Linked DNA regions of Homo sapiens: region 1 is linked to region 2. Evidence: chromatin loops called from intact Hi-C (ENCODE). Cell type or tissue: IMR-90. All regions are shown on one strand. Links, peaks and the distances in the headings refer to the core of each region. The heading gives the core; the rest is flanking DNA. Region 1 overlaps SHANK1 (SH3 and multiple ankyrin repeat domains 1). Region 2 overlaps PPIAP59 (peptidylprolyl isomerase A pseudogene 59).

Region 1 (8,325 bases), core at 120-8,119, 250 kb before region 2:
TCCTCTCGGGGACATAGCTGGCTCCCCCGTGGTGGCTGTCTCCGCCTCCCCCACTGCCTCCTCGGGCCCAGGGCAGAGCGCCGCCAGCTGCCGAGGAGCCCCCAAACTGCTGAAGCTTGGAGCTGAGTTCACTGATGATGCTGGCTTTTACTGTGGCCAAGGCTGAGGCCTGAGGCTGGGCCAAGGGCCCGGGCAGAGGTGGTGGCGGTGGGCCCGGGCCCTCCTCCCAGGGCAGCAGCTTCCGGGGCAGAGAGGAGGCCGTCGGCAAGGGCACCGGTGGGACTTCTGGCTCTACAGCCACCGGACCCCCCGCCACGCCTGCCGTGGGGGGTCCTGAACAAGCACGCAGGGCCAGCAGCCCATCGGTTCCAGCCCCTGTCACCGAGACGGTGGGGCTGGTGGGGGTAACAGGGTCTCGGAGTCCCCCGCTGGGGCCAGGCCGCAGGCCTCCGCTGGCTCCTAGCGCCCGGCCCCGGAGCTTAGAGGGAGTCATGAGCTGAGGAGGGTATGGCGGGCCGGGAGTACTGCTGCCCCCAAAGGCCTGGCCGTCCAGGTAGGCCACATAGGTGTCCAGAAGCTCCGGCCCACTGGCCACACCGGCCCCAGCCCCGCCCCCACCCCCTGCGCTGCCACCACCTTCGGCAGATAGGCTGCTCAGCGTGGAGGCGCTGCTGATGGTCTCCAGTGGGTGGTCACTGCTGCTCCGACTGTCCACCTCCTCGATGCCAGAATCCGTGCCAGGCGGAGGGTCCGGGCCAGGCTGTGGGGCAGCGGGAGCCGGTGCTGCTGGGGCAGGCGGGCCTGGTGGATGGGGGTCCCCAGGAGCGGCGGAGGCCCCCTGGGTCAGGGTGGCCACCTCGCTGTCATAGGATGTCAGGCTGGATGCGGTGGAGTCCAGGGTGGGAGGGGCTGCGGCCACAGCCGGGGGTGGCACAGGGGGTAACGGGGTGGCAGGGGCAGGTGTGTCGGGCAGCGGGTGGGGAGGCCCAGGCGTGAGGGGCGACTCTGGCTTTTCGAAGCTGTTGGAGAATTCCAGAGGCGGAGGCAGCGGTTCCACGAAAAGGAATTCGCCATCTTCCACATCCACCGAGGGGGCGGGAGGCGGCAGGACCAGCAGGGGCAGCCCGTTCTCTTCGCTGGCCCTCGGGGAGGTCGGGGAGGGGGGCACGGACCGGCGTGGGCTGGGCGGCGGGACCCCCGGCCCGTCCTCCGAGGGGGGACCCCTTCCGCTCGTCACAGGGGCCCGGGGCTGGCAGTTTTCAAGGAACCGCACGTGCAGCGGCAGCCGCTCGGGTTCTTCGGGGGCTGCGGACCTCCAGGGCTTGCTTACTCCGGGGTGCGGGGCCGGGGGCTCCGTCCCCAGCTGCAGCAGGAGGGGCCCCACCCCGGGAGCGGTGGGCGGCAGGCGGTGTAGCAGGGAACGCCGGGCGGCGGGCGGGCTGGCGGGAAGGGACTTCTCCTGGCTGCCCAGCCCGGCCCTGTACCCCAGCTCCCGGCGCGCAGGGTCCGGCGGGGAGGCCCCCCAGAGACGCAGCACTGGCTCGTGGTGGGCGTGGGGCGAGTGGTGGTGCGGGGTGGGCGGCGGGGCCTCGTAGCGGGGCGATGGGGGCCTGGGAGGCGGCTGGGGGGCCCCGCCGCCCTCCGAGGACTCCTTCAGCGCTCGCTCGCGGGCGGCCAGGGCCAGCCCCAGCGGGGAGGCGGGATCCAGGGCCTTGCCGGTCAGCGGGTGCACCAGGGGTCGCGGGGGCAGGAAGCTGGTGAAGGCGCTGCTGCCCCCGCCACCCCCGTAGGCTCGGCTACCGGCCCCGTAGCCGCCGTAGCCCGCGCCGCTGCCCGCAGACTCCAGTCGGAGGTAGGGCTCGGCGGAGAACATGCCCTCGTCGATGGATTTGGAGTGGCGCAGCCGCGGGCCCGGGGCCGCCCCTGTGCCCAGCCCGCCGTCCCCGCCGTCCTCGTCCCCCGCGTCGGTGGACAGGAACAGCGTGGAGCGCCGGCGCGCCTCATTCTGCCAGCCCCCCTCCCTCCGGGCCGCCCCCACCAGGGCGGCCCCGAACTGGCTCGTGAAGTCCAGCGTGGCCGGGCCGCTGGGCGAGGCGGGGGTGGGCACGGGCGAGGGGGACGGGGGCACGGGTGACATGGCCGGGGCGGGGCTGGGCGAGGAGCCGCCGCCGCCGCCGCCTCCCGTGGGCTCCGGCTGGGTGGGGGGCTCCGCCTCGGTGCTGCTGCCCTGGCTGCTGCGGCCGCTGCTACTGGTGGACGGGGCCTTGATGATGATGGTGGGGATGGGGATGGAGTTCTTCTCCGAGGGCGCGGCCACGGCGGGCGGCGGCTGCGGGGAGGCCGGGGACGTGGGCGACGGCGCGGGCGGGAGGCCGCCGCCCTTCTGGGGCTCGCCTTCCACCTTGGTCTGCTTGACCAGCGGGCCCTTGCGGCCGCGGCCCGAGCGGGCGGGCACGTACATGGCTGCGCTGGCCGCCCGCGGGGGCAGCTGGAAATAGCGTAGAGCCGGGCCCTGGGAGGAGCCGCCGCCCCCGCCCGCGCTGCCGTGGTGCGATGGGGACGGGGCCCCCGGGGTCGGGCTGGGCCCGCCGCCCCTCCAGCCTCGCAGGCTGGGCTGGGGCCCCAGAGCCAGGCGGGGTGGAGGGTCGTCGGGAGAGCCGCCTGTCTCCATCTCGGGAGGATGAGGGGGGTGGGCGTGGTGGTGGTGGGGCTGAGGGGGCGGGGCGTGGTGGTGGTGGTGGTGGGGCGGGTGGTGGTGGGCCGGGGGCAGGGGCCCACTGTGGTACAGGCTCTTCTCGCGGCTCCCCACGCGAGTGTCGGGAGGGGAGGGCCCGTCAAAGGATGCAGGGGAGGAGGCGGGGAGGGGGCCACCAGAGCCAGGGTTGAAGGGCCCTCCCCGAGGGGAGGGGGTGAGGCGCCCTGAGGAGGAGGGGACTGGAGGTGTGCTGTAGGGAGGCTCCGGTGGGGACGTGGTGGGTGGCGGGGGAATGTCCTCCGAACCAGGCACAGACAGGCTGCGGCTGAATTTCATGGCTGGGGGTGCTAGGTAAGGTCTGTCATCTTCTGCCGCACCTGGGGAGATACAGAGGCTCAAGGAGGGGGACCCTGGCGGGGAGGGTCTCCCTGCTCCACTATCCCATAGAACCGCAACAATACTAATGACAAGAATGGCACCCCGTATATGCCAGGAACTTCACGTGGACTCGCCCAGCTCTTCCCTATTTGAGGTAAACCCAAATCTGCTTCATACAGAGGTACAGGTTGTGCACTGCACAACTGCAAACCGCAAGGAAGGTGAGGAAACTGAAATTCAGCAGAACTTCCTCCCCACGCCAGGAGGGGGCGCCATTTTCTAATTCCGTTCAAAGGCTCAGTGAACGGTTTGGGGCCAGCAAAAGTGGCTGGAGCTGGGAAGGGATAGTCCCCTCGTGTTTATGCATAGATGCGTGTTTCTTTTCACGTATATGCGGGAAAGAAATGCAACCAGCACATCAAAGCTGTGATTCTACAGAGAGAACCACTTATGATGAGGCTAAAGTTTAAAAGGGATTGGATCTATAAAAAAAAAAATCAGGTAAACGATGCGAGCCAGGTGGACCCCACACTCAGTGGGAGTGTAAGACTCACACTGGTGGACTTTGAACGCCAGGAGTTGGGGAAAGCTGAATCCAATCAGGGAAAAACAACTCCAGGAGGCGTGCAGGAGTTAAGTCTTTGCTTACTTCACTGCCAAGGCTCGGTCTTTGAACCTCTTCTCACCTCTGACTACTCCCTCTCAACTAGTGACCAGCTTCATTCACTGCCTTTCTGCTGTCGACGCCCACGTTTATGCCTGGGGCCCCATCCTCCGCCCTGAGCTCTGGGCCCCTATATTCAAATACCCACACCCAGCTGGCTGTCTCACGGGCATCTCAGACTCCAAACGCTCCAACCCAAGCTCCTGATCTCCTCACCAACAGACTCCTCCCAGCCCACGGTCCCTCCCCACCACCGCAGCAAACAGCAGCTCTGTCCTTTCAGGTGCTAAGACTGAAAACCTTGCAGCCACTCTTAGCTTTCTTCCTCAAGTCACCCACATCCAATCCACCAGCAAATCCTGTTGTTTCAAAACATATCCGGAATCCAATCCCTTCTCACCCCTCCAGAGTCAACACCCTGGGCCAGCCACTATCATTTCCTATCTGGATAGCAATAGCTGTCACCTCCTCTTTGGTCCCCCGGCTTCCCAGCTCATCCCCTTCAATCTAGTCCCTTCACAGCAGCCAGAGGGTTTCTGTTAAAACCGAAGTCAGCTCATGTCCCTCCTCTGCTTAGAGCCCTGCCATTCACTCACCTCACTCAGGGCAAAGGTTCAAGTCCTCACCATGACTCCCCAGACCCTGCAGGATCGGGACCCTGTCCCCCCACTGCCCTCATGTCCAGTGCTCACTTGGCCCCTGCTACACAGGCCTCCTCCCTGTTCTGTAAACGCACCAGACTCAGCCCGACCTCAGGACCTTTGCAGAGGTAGTTCGCTCTGCCTGGAATGCCTCAACCCCAGGGAGCCTCACGATTCCCCACTTCATCTCTAGGTGTTTTTTTTTCTTTTCTTTTTTTTTGAGACAGAGTCTCGCTCTGTCGCCCAGGCTGGAGTGCAATGGTGCGATCTTTGCTCACTGCAACCTCTGCCTCTCGGGTTCAAGCTATTCTCCTGCCTCAGCCTCCTGAGTAGCTGGGATTACAGGCACATGCCACCACGCTTGGCTAATTTTTGTATTTTTAGTAGAAATGGGGTTTCATCATGTTGGTCAGGCTGGTCTTGAACTCCTGACCTTGTGATCCGCCTGCCTCGGCCTCCCAAAGTGCTGGGATTACACGTGTGAGCCACTGTGCCTGGCCCATCTATAGGTTTTAGCTCAAACCTGCACCCTGCCCCCTACCCAGCACTCCCTATCTCTCTTACCTTACTCCATTATTTTTTTTCACTCTTTTTTTTTTTTTTTTTTTTTGAGACAGAGGGTTGCTCTGTCGCCCAGGCTGGAGTGCAGTGGCACGTTCTCGGCTCACTGCAAGCTCTGCCTTCCGGGTTCACGCCATTCTCCTGCCTCAGCCTCCTGAGTAGCTGGGACTACAGGTGCCCGCCACCACACCCGGCTAATTTTTTGTATTTTTAGTAGAGATGGGATTTTACCATGTTAACCAGGATGGTCTCGATCTCCTGACCTTGTGATCTGCCTGCCTCGGCCTCCCAAAGTGCTGGGATTACAGGCGTGAGCCGCTGCGCCCGGCCCACTCTTTTTTTTGTTTTCCATAGCACGTACAACTGCTAACATACTAGATAATTTTCTTGCTTATTTTCCTTATAATCCATTATCTGTCTTCCCCTGCTATAAGGCAAGCCCATGAGGGCAGGAACCTTTAGTCTGTTTTATTCGCTGACGTATCCCCATTCTAGAACAATTCCTGGCATGTGGGGAGCGCTTGGTAAACACTTGTAAAATGAATGAATGGATGGAATCGGGTATAAGAGAAACAACCAGAAAGCTGTAGCGGGGGCTTTAGCTCACTGCATCCCCATTCTCCAGATGTAGAGCCAGAGGCCCAGAGAAGTCAAGCCACCTGCCCCAGTTCACACAGCTGGGAAGGAGGGGAGCCAGGATTCATGGCCAAGTTCACCCATTTCCAAAGCCTGAACTCTTAACCCAATTTGATGAAACTATGGTCTCTCTGGGAGCACAGAACATTTCCAAGTCTGCTTGCTTTTCCTGAACTGTCACGTTCCTGGCCTCCCCCAGCCCCCACATCTCTTCTTCTGGGTGGCATACCGATAGATTTTTGCCGGAGCATCAACCCAGGTCCTGGAGGCAGGAAAGAAGGACGCTCGTAACTTGGCTGGGCACGGTGGTGGGGATCGAAGCTCGACTTTGGAGCGGCAGTCAGAGGGGGAGAGAGAGAAAAGATAGAGAGAGATCAGTCAGCGCAGAAAGGCTTGTGGCTTCACTATACGGCTGCCCCCATTCCTTCCCTAAGCCCCTGCCGTAAGGGAGAGCAGTGTGAAGACGGTGGAAGGAGGCCGGGCAACGTGGCTCACGCCTGTAATCCCAGCACTTTGGGAGGCTGAGGCAGGAGGATCACCTGAGGTCAGGAGTTCAAGACCAGCCTGGCCAACATGGCAAAACCTCGTCTCTCTACTAAAAATACAAAAATTAGCCAGGCATGGTGGCAGGCGCCTGTAATCCCAGCTACTCGGGAGGCTGAGGCTTGAGAATCACTTGAACCCATGAGGTGGAGAGGTGGAGGCTACAGTGAGCCAAGATCACACCACTGCACTCCAGCCTGGGCGACAGAGCCAGACTCTGTCTCAAAAAAAAAAAAAAAAAAAAAAAAAGAAAAGAAGGCGAAAGGGAATTCTGCGGGAATGAAAAGCCTCAAGTCTGGGCAGGAAGGAGAAAGAAAGGAGAAGAAAGCAGATTTTCCATCGACTCTTGATCTGCTTCCTTCCTCCAGCCACTGCCCACATCCAGGTCCCCACCAGTGTTCTCCGGGATGGAGCAGCCTCTTCCCTCATCTCCCTGCTGCCATCCTTGATCCCCCACCCTGTTCCAGTCTGTTTTCCACACAAGAGTCAGAGGCATCTTTCAAAAAGCATGCTATTGCCCCTGCTTGAAATCCCATGTCAGTTAGGAGGAGATCAGAGGGGACCAAACTCCCAACTCTGGTCTACAAGACCCTCTATGGCAGGCACTGCTGGTGCCCCTGCAGCTGCCCTCCCCCTGGATGCAGCATCCCATCCCTCACCCACTGCTGGGAGGGTCACCTGCCTGCAGCCCTTAAGAATCACCCTCCTTCAGAGTCCTGGACTCGCCCAGTCCGTTATGTGTCCCTGCTTCCTGGAGCAGCCCACAGCCCACGATGGACGGATACGGAGGCCCGAGGCAGCACTAAAGCCGGGGTGCCCAGCCTGACCCCATGGGTTCCCACTCCAGCGTGAACCGTGTCTGCTTGACTTCCTTCCACAACCCCAGCCAGTCTCCCACACTCCCTGAAGGTTCCCCCGTAGCAAACCCTTGGTACAGGAATCCCCACCTCCGGCTCCCGTTCTAGGGAAGCCCACACGAAGACAGGTCCTGCAGGCGGGACCCAGCCCTGCCCCCATTTCCCACTTGCTCCCTTGGTCCACCTCCACCCCCACCTCTTCCTTCTCCTCTGTCAGCCCCAGGTCTACCCTCATTGGAGAACACCTGCGAGCCCTGGTTCTCTCGGCAACAGCTTTCCCTCTTATTGTCACAGTTCCTTTTCAGCGCGAAGTTCTCCTCGGCGAGACCTTCCCCGGCCCCCTACCCAGACTGCACTTCCCTCTGTCCCATTTTCTTCACAGCATCTCTCTTCCCCAGAAACCATCTTGTTTACTTGCTGTCTGTTTCCTCCACTAGCCTAGAAACTCCCTGAAGGCGGGGCTGATGTATCCCAGGCATCGCACCTACAGTGTCTAGGGCCCATGATGCTTTTAGGGGAAGTGTTTTCATTTCTTTTCAAAGTAGAAGTGAAAGAAAAAAAGAAAAGAGAAAATTGTACCCTGGATAATATCGGTCTTTGCAGCAACAAAGTCATAAAATTTAAACTTTTTTTTTTTTTTTTGAGACAGGGCTGGAGTGCAGTGGCGTTAACACGGCTCACTGCAGCCTTGGCCTCCCGGGCCCAAGCGATCCCAACCCCAACCTTCTGAGTAGCTGGGACTATAGGCAGGCACAATCACATCCAGTTAATTTTTAAATTTTTTTGCAGAGGCGAGTTCTTGCTATGTTGCCCAGGCTCATCTCAAATTCCTGGGCTCCAGCGATCCTCCCACTTTGGCCTCCCCAAAAGTTCTCAGATTACAGGCATGAGCCACCGTGTTGGCCTATTTTTTTTTTTTTTAATGCAGAAGGGCAAAAGTGCCTAAGGTTCATGGAAGTCATTATGAAACCTGCCTGAGGGTAGGGTAGTGACTTTATCAGTCTCCTTTCCTACTGAGTCCCCGGTCCCCGCATAGGGCCTGCTGTTCTACAAGCAAGTGTTAGATGAGTAACAGGGAGAATCAGCCAAGGTCAGGCACTTCGGGGCCCTGACTCCCCAGCTTCTGCCAGGTCACCCCATGTGTCTCCCTTCTCCATCTTTGAGACCAGAAGTGCAGAGAAAGGGAGCCCTCTCGGAATGAAGTTCGCACCTTTGGGATGAACCCTTACTTCCTGCACTTCCCACTATACCCCCTCCTGCCTCTTTCCTCCAGCCATTCACAACCATTCCCAGTTCCCTCGCTTCTCACTTCCGAGACTCTGCATGGAGCATCCTTTCCCTGGGCTCTGG
Region 2 (8,325 bases), core at 282-8,281:
CTGATTTTATTGTTATCAAGTATGTAAGTCTGTATTCATTTCATTTCCCATTGCTGCCGGAGTAACTACCACACGCTTAGTGGCTTAAAACAAAAGAGATGCATTCTCTTACAATTCCAGAGGTCATAAGTCCAAAGTGTCTAAAGTGGGCTAAAGTCAAAGTGTCAGTAGAACTGATTCCTTCTGGAGGCTTCAGAGGAGGCTCTGTTTCACCCTTGTTTCCAGCTTTAAGATGTCACCTGCCTACCTTGGCTGGTGGCCGCATCCTCCATCTTCAAAGCCAACAGTCGCCTGCATCATCCTGACCTCCGCTTCATGTACTCACCCTCCTTCTCTGACTGACTCTTCTGTCTCCCTCTTATGGGTGATCAAGGTGATCTTTGTGATCACCTGGAGCCCCCTCGGGTAATCCAGGATAATCTCCTCATCTCCAGATCATCCACTTAATCCATCTGCAAAGTCTGTTCTGCCACGTGAGGTCACATATGCACGGGGTCTGGGGATTGGGACATGGACATCTTTGGAGAGGGGGTATTATTCTGTGTACTCAAAAATCGCGGCATATTCAGTGATTTGCTCGTTTATTGTGCCTGCCTCTGCTAGACCATAAGCTCCATGAGGAACAAAACATGACCCTGTCAGGGTCACCATTGTATCCCCAATGCCAGGGACGATGCCTGGCACATAGTAGTTGATCAGTAAACATTCACTGAGGACTGGCCTGGTGCGGTGGCTCACGCCTGTAATCCCAGCACTTTGGGAGGCCAAAGTGGGCAGATCATGAGGTCAGGAGATCGAGACCAGCCTGGCTGACACAGTGAAACCCCGTCTCTATCAAAAATACAAAAAATTAGCCAGGCTTGGTGGTGGGCACCTGTAGTCCCAGCTACTCAGGAGGCTGAGGCAGGAGAATGGCGTAAACCCGGGAGGCAGAGCTTGCAGTGAGCCGAGATCGTGCCACTGCACTCCAGCCTGGGCGACAGAGCGAGACTGTCTCAACAAAACAAAACAAAGCAAAACAAAACCATTCACTGAGGACAAATGTTCCAAGGACAGAAAAATTCATGCTCTTATGAACAAGTGATTTACAGTAACAGAAACCGTTTTGAAATTGGCATTGCGTTTTACACTGATTAAGAGACGGACTCTGGAATACACACTTGTCATAGTTCAAATCTCTGCTCTGCCATTCACTAGCCGGGCAACCTTAGGCAAATCGTACTTTCTCTGTGCCTCGATTCCTTATCCGTGAAATGGGGATAGTTACAGTAGTTGTCTCATAGAATGTTAGAAGGATTAAATGAATTAGTACATACAAGGCAGTTAGAACTCTGCCAGGCGCAAAGGAAGTGCTTCATAAGCGTTAGCTTTCATTGTCATTGTTAATATTATTCTGCAAATATCTGAAATGATATTTAACAAAACATGATGCAAACCCAAGCATAGGGGATTCGTTTGTAGTTCCAAATAGATTAAACATCTCAGCAACACTTTGGAAGATTCTTATTGTCTCCACCTTGAGCTCACCATGAACTCAAGGAGCGAGAGAATACAGTCCGTACAAGTTGTGAATCCTGAAAATCTGAGACAGGTCTCAGATTTTTCAGAAAGTTTATTTTGCCAAGGTTGATGACGTGTGCCCGTGACACAGCCTCAGGAGGTCCTGACGATGTGTGCCCAAGGTCAGCAGAGCACAGTTTGGTTTCGTACATTTTAGGAAGGCATGAGACATCAATCAACATATATAAAATGAACATTGGTTTGGTCTGGAAAGGTGGGACAACTCGAGCGGGGAGGGGGCTTCCGGGTCAAAGGTAGATAAGAGACAAACGGTTGCATTCTTCTGAGTTTCTGATTAGCCTCTCCAAAGAAGGCAATCAGCTGTGCATTTATTTATTTATTATTATTATTATTATTATTATTATTATTATTATTTGAGATGGAGTCTTGCTCTGTTGCCCAGCCTGGATTGCAGTGGCGTGATCTTGGCTCACTGCAACCTCCACCTCCCAGGTTCAAGTGATTCTCCTGCCTCAGCCTCCCGAGTAGCTGGGACTACAGGTGCCCGCCACTAAGCCTAGCTAATTTTTTTGTATTTTTAATAGAGACAGGGTTTCACCATGTCAGCCAGGATGGTCTCAATCTCCTGATCTTGTGATCTGCCCGCCTCAGCCTCCCGAAGTGCTGGGATTACAGGCGTGAGCCACCGCACCCCGGCCAGATATGCATTTATCTCAGTGAGTAGAGGGTGGGTTTGAATAGAATGGGAGTCTGGTGGGCTCTAAGCAGTGCCCAGCTGGACTTTTCCCTTTAGCTTAGTAATTTTGGGGGCCCCAAGATTTATTTTTCTTTCACGAACTCATTTCAAAACTGAGTCTGGATTTCATTCTCCTAGCTTGACAAATTCAGCTGCCAAATTGCTGATTAAAAGCAGATTTCCTTCTTAAAGGGGAAAGCCATGGTTTTTTTCTGAAAGGAGAGGAGAAAGCCTTATCGTTTCTGTTTCATAAAAGGAAACTTTCATGAACTGCTTCCTGGCTCCTCTGGTTATGGAGTGAAATTCATTGCAATTTCTTAGGATCTCTACCCGGGCCACCCACAGAGGGCTCTTGAACAACATGCAGGCTGCAGACACATCTGGCCTGTCTCGTAGAGTCTGGACTTTTTTGTTTGCTTGTTTGTTTGTTTGAATGGATCACGAGCATTAAAAGGTCAAGAGATTGCAAGTTTCTCTTGAAAAGGCCACGGTATCAGTCAATATCACGCCTGCATTCCCACGTGGCCATAATCCAGCATCAGCAGGTGCTGAGTGGCCACCCCGGGGGCACCCTGTGGTTTTCCTTGGCCCACACACAGTCAGCTTCCCTCATTTATACTTCCTGCCTGGCCCCAGGAGGTGGCTGAGTTTGTGACCTCGGTGGAGAAAAAAGCATGGACACACAGAGACATGGATATAAAGAGATCAGAGGGAAAGAAAGTCACAAATAACGAAACAACACCACAAAAGGAGTCATCCATCACCCTGACCATGAACATCATCATCATAGCTACTCTTGTAACGTACTTTATCTTGTGCCAGGCATTATTCTAGGCTCTTTGTAAATGTGAACTCATTTAATCTCCATGAGGTGGGAACTATTATCACCCTCACTTTATAGATTTAAACAAAGAGTCACAGAGAAGCTCCCGGGTTGTTTGCAGAAAACAGCGGGCAGGTGAGAGCGCTGGGCTGGGCACTCCCCAAGCTCGGAGCAAGTGCGCCTACAACTGTGCAATACTGCCACCTAGTGGAGCCGGAGAGACATACTCGGGGAGGACTAAAGGTTGTGGGCCCAGGGTTCTCTTGCGCCAGTCACCCTGGGCCGCAGCATCCGGCTCAGGATCCAGAAACGGGAGCAGAGGTGGCAGGAAGCAGGGCTGGCCGCCACCAGAGCTTTCCACCTGGGGACACCAAGTCATGGTCCTGACTTTGGGTCTCTCAGATGTAAAGGGAGGGGTTCAAGCGTGACATCAGGCGAGGGCTGAGTGTCTGGCCTCATGGTCGGCTTTCCTCAGCTGAGGATAGCGACATCGCATGGGTTTATGTGAAGTTTCAATGGGGACGTCCACACAACACGTTGGACACACAAGAGCCCGGCAAATGGTATCTCCAATTATTGCTATGAATACAATGAAGTCACATGGTGACCTTGGTTGCCCTTCGCCATCTCCCGCTCCGCTGTGCACCCATATAGTCAAATAACAACCATGCAGATAATAATAATAATTAACTTCTCACATAATTGAGTGGCTATAGTCATTTTTTAAAAATAGAGACAGGGTCTCACTACGTTGCCCAGGCTGGTCTTCAACTCCAGGCCTCAAACCGTCCTCCCACCTCGGCCTCCCAAGTGCTGGGATTACAGGTGAGTCACTGCACCCAGCAGATTCTTTAACTTGAGTTGTTGTACTTAATATTATAGGATAAAATCATAAGCCTGTCTTAAAAAAAAAATGGTGCAGGGCCGGGCATGGTGGCTCATACCTGTAATCCCAGCACTTTGGGAGGCAGAGGTGGGCGGATCACCTGAGGTTGGGAGTTTGAGACCAGCCTGACCAACATGGAGAAACCCTGTCTCTACTAAAAATACAAAATTATCCAGGCGTCGTGCTGCATGCCTGTAATCCCAGCTACTCCGGAGGCTGAGGCAGGAGAATTGCTTGAACCCGGGAGGCAGAGGTTGCGGTGAGCTGAGATGGTGCCACTGCACTCCAGCCTGGGCAACAAGAGTAAAACTCCATCTCAAAAAAAAAAAAAAAAAAAAAAAGTGCAGATCCCCAGCGCTCTCACCTGCCACTCTGTTGTCTGCAAACAATCAATTTCTGAATTGATTTCTTTCCCCATTTGAAAAGGAAATCAGCTTTTCTCCGCAAAATTCTCACTGGCTAGATTTGTTAGATTGGGGAAAGGTGAGAAGAAAGCAAATCTTTGTTTGGTTCCACACTTACTGAAGTGGGAGAACACTGCCGCTAATTGGTAACACATGCTAAGTGTGTGTGCTGTACCATAGTCTTAAGGGATTTGCAGGAATGAACTTGTTTATATTCCCAGCCACCCTAGGAAGTTGCTACTGTTTCTATCGCCACTATAAATAGGAAGAAACTGAGGCAAAGGGAGATTAAAGTTATTTTCTAAGTCAAGGTGCCATGGTTCACACCTTTAATCCCACCTTTAATCCTGGGAGGCGAGGAGGGAGGATTGCTTTAGTCCAGGAGTTCGAGGCCAGCCTGGGCAATATAGTGAGACCCTTTCTCTATTAAAAAAATTTTTTAAGTCATTTTCCAAGGTCACACAGTAAGGAGCAGCCAGGTTTGGACACAGGGACTCTGGCACAAGTGTGTGTGTGTAACATCATTTCTATTTAATTTTTTGAATAGAAAATATTTTCGGCCAGGCACTATGGCTCATGCCTGTAATCCCAGCATTTTGGGAGGCCAAGGTGGGTGGATCACTTGAGGCCAGGAGTTCAAAACCAGCCTGGCCAACATGGCGAAACCCTGTCTCTACTAAAAATGCAAAAGTTAGCTAGACATAGTGATGCGTGCCTGTAATCCCAGCTACTTGGGAGGCTGAGGCAGGAGAATCGCTTGAACCTACGAGGCGGAGGTTGCAGTGAGCTGAGATCGCGCCACTGGACTCCAGCCTGGGTGACAAAGTGAGACTCCATCTCAGAAAAAAAAAAAAAAAGAAGAAAATATTTTTACATGGTAAAAAAATATGTTTATAAAAAATACAGAGTGATAAACCTCCACCTAACTTTGTTCCCCAACCTGTCCTGTCTTCATCCCTCTTCAAAACACAAAAACTAGAATATGTTTTTTTGGATCATCTTCCAGGATTTTGTGGCACAGGGACAGATGCATACAAAGATGTGTTTTTATTTTTTTTTCTCTTGCCTTTAGCCACCAGGCTGGGTTTCGCACCAAGAAACGTGTCTCCCGGAGCTTAGACCACTTGGTGAATTCTCTTTCTTGTTATCAGAATTGAAGACCTGTAATGCCTGGTTAGTGTCAAGGTTTGTGAAACACTGTTTGGATAATTACACAAGTTATAAAACAATAGCTGGTGTGAAAATTACAGATGATTCATAATTACACATATGGCTGTCAAGCTTTCTGCTAGAGAGTCTTTCAGCCTGCGAGAACTCAGTGGGAGGAACTTTTTTTTTTTTCCTAAAGGGATCTCATTGCTCATTCTGCAATGATTAGAGCTGGCCAGAAAATAGACACTGGCAATACAGCAAATAAAGTCGAAGGGAAAATGCAATCAGAGAGATCTAGGAGGACGACAATATTTTTTACTGAGCACTTCCGATATGCCAGACACATTTTTATTATGACATTTTATTTTGAAACAGTTCAAAACTCACAAAAATTGCAAACTAGTGCAATAATGCCCATGTACCCTTCATCCAGATTCTCCCAATGGTAACATTTTTTATAAGGATAGTACACTGTCAAAACTAGGAAAACATCGTTGATACCATGCTGTTAACTCACATAGAGACCTTATTTGGATTTCATCATTTTTTACATCTCTCTCTCTGTCTCTCTCTCCACCCCATCCCCACCATCTGTTTGTCTCTGTTTCTCTCTGTCTCTCTTTTCATGTATCTAGTTCTTATAGCTCTATAGATAAAGGTAACCATCACCACAGTTGGGATACAGAACTACTTCATCACCATAAAGAAATTTTCAGGCTGGGCGTGGTGGCTCATGCCTGTAATCCCAGCACTTTGGGAGGCCGAGGTGGGCAGATCATCTGAGGTCAGGAGTTCGAGACCAGCCTGGCCAACATGGTGAAACCCCGTCTCTACTAAAAATACAAAAATTAGCCGGGCGTGGTGGCGCACACCTGTCATCCCAGCTACTCAGGAGGCTGAGGCAGGAGAATCGCTTGAACCCGGGAGGTGGAGTTTGCAGTGAGCCGAGATCATGCCACTGTACTCCAGCCTGGGCAACAGAGCAAGGCTCCATCTCAAAAAATAAAATAAAATAAAATAAAAAATAAAATAAAATAAGGGAAATATTTTTAAATTGCAATTTTAAAGATATTTTAAGTTCTGTGGACTATATGGTTTCTGTTATCAACCAGTCAACTCTGCTTCATCGAACAACTCATACTCAATACATACATGAATAAGCATGGCTGTGTTCCAATAAAACTTTATCTACAAAAGCAAAACAAAACAAAACAAAAGACCACCTTTGAGTTGGTCACAAACTTTGTGAAACATCATTGAGTCAGTTGCGTAAGTTATACAACAGTGACTAAGTGTGAGAACTAGTGATGACTCCCTTCATTGTTATCAGTGGAGATAGATGATGCAGACCTGGCTTATTTCTTAAGGTGCACTGTTTCAAAAAGCTACAAAAACTCAGGACAAGCTCCTAATTGTGAAGATGAACAATTTCACTCATCTTGGTCTACTGCCTTGCAGGGGTGTTTTGGTAGAGTGGTTTCTCGACAGTTTTTCTTGAAACCCAAATCCAAATCCAAAGCTTTGCTGAGTAATCCATTATCCTTGAAACAACCCCGTGAAGTTGTACTATTATTCTTGCATTTGTACTATTATTCTTGTATTTTGGCTCGGAAGACTGTGTGCCTAGCTGCTCTGCTATCCTGTCTCTGTCCAGCACACACATACACACACACGCACGCGCGCACGCACACAAATGTCAACATTGGTTTCCTCTGGTTGGTGAGATCATGGGGTGTTTTTTCATTTTTGTTTTTTGAGACAGAGTCTTGCTCCTTCGCTCAGGCTGGAGTGCAGTTTTGTGATCTCGGCTCACTGCAACCTTCACCTCCGGGGTTCAAGTGATTGTTCTGCCTCAGCCTCCCCAGTAGCTGGAATTACAGTCTCCCACCACCATACCTGGCTAATTTTTGCATTTTTGTTAGAGACAGGGTTTCACCATGTTGGCCAGGCTGGTCTCGAACTCCTGGCCTCAAGTGATCTGCCCACCTTGGCCTCCCAAAGTGCTGGGATTACAGGCGTGAGCCACTGCACCTGGCCCAGGCTGGGGTTTTTATTATCAGAAACTGCTAGACTTTTTCCCGAAGCGGTTGAACCATTTGACACTCCCTTCAACCAGGTATGAGAGTTCGAGGTGCCCCACGAAGTGTGCAACATCTTGGCGTTTTCATCTTATTTATTTTTATTGAATTTATTGTAGTTTTTTGTTATTTAGTTTTTATTTCATAATCATAAACTTAACTCTGCAATCCAGCTAGGCATGGAAGGGAACAAGGAAAACATGGAACCCAAAGGGAACTGCAGTGAGAGCACAAAGATTCTAGGATACTGCAAGCAAGTGGGGTGAAGGGGTTCTCTCCCAAGCTACAGAAGGAATGGTCTGGTCGTTAAGATAAAATACAAGTCAAACTTAGAGTTGTTCACAGTCAGCAATGGTGATCTCCTTGCTGGTCTTGCCATTCCTGGGCCCAAAGTACTCCATGGCCTCCACAATCTTCATGCCTTCTTTCACCGTGCCAAAGACCACGTGCTTGCCATCCAACCCCTCAGTCTTGGCAGTGCAGATGAAACACTGGGAACAATTTGTATTGGGTCCAGCATTTGCCATGGACAAGATGCCAGGCCCTGTATGCTTTAGGATGAAGTTCTCATCATCAAATTTCTCCCTGTAGAGGGACTTGCCACCGGTGTCTTTATGGCGTGTGAAGTCACCACCCTGACACATAAACCCTGGAATAATTCTGTGAAAGCAGGAACCCTTATAACCAAATCCTTTCTCTCCAGTGCTCAGAGCATGAACCTTTTC

Evidence for each region. Hi-C counts contacts between places; a loop is a spot of excess contacts. Peaks named below come from ENCODE experiments on the same cell type or tissue, not always from the same donor. Only the 100,000 strongest peaks of a DNase experiment are listed, where the experiment ranks them.
Region 1: it touches region 2 in a loop (27-fold over the local background); 2 of 110 quality-filtered maps call a loop at or near these places.

What each region holds. Positions count from the first base shown.
Region 1 is chr19:50,666,214-50,674,538 of GRCh38, forward strand. It overlaps SHANK1 (SH3 and multiple ankyrin repeat domains 1), which reads right to left. Exons shown (of 24, transcript NM_016148.5): 22 at 5,805-5,901; 23 at 1-3,072. Among named protein-coding and RNA genes, the nearest start is that of C19orf81, 21 kb to the left of the region's middle. In IMR-90, for the core only: a CTCF peak has its summit at 3,335 (motif pointing right); no DNase peak of the experiment used is centred there; H3K27me3 peaks cover 4,907 bases.
Region 2 is chr19:50,919,149-50,927,473 of GRCh38, forward strand. It overlaps PPIAP59 (peptidylprolyl isomerase A pseudogene 59), which reads right to left. Exons shown (of 1, transcript XM_047439804.1): 1 at 7,719-8,325. The coding sequence ends at 7,930. Among named protein-coding and RNA genes, the nearest start is that of PPIAP59, 4.3 kb to the right of the region's middle. In IMR-90, for the core only: a CTCF peak has its summit at 3,287 (motif pointing left); a DNase peak (open chromatin) is centred at 3,283.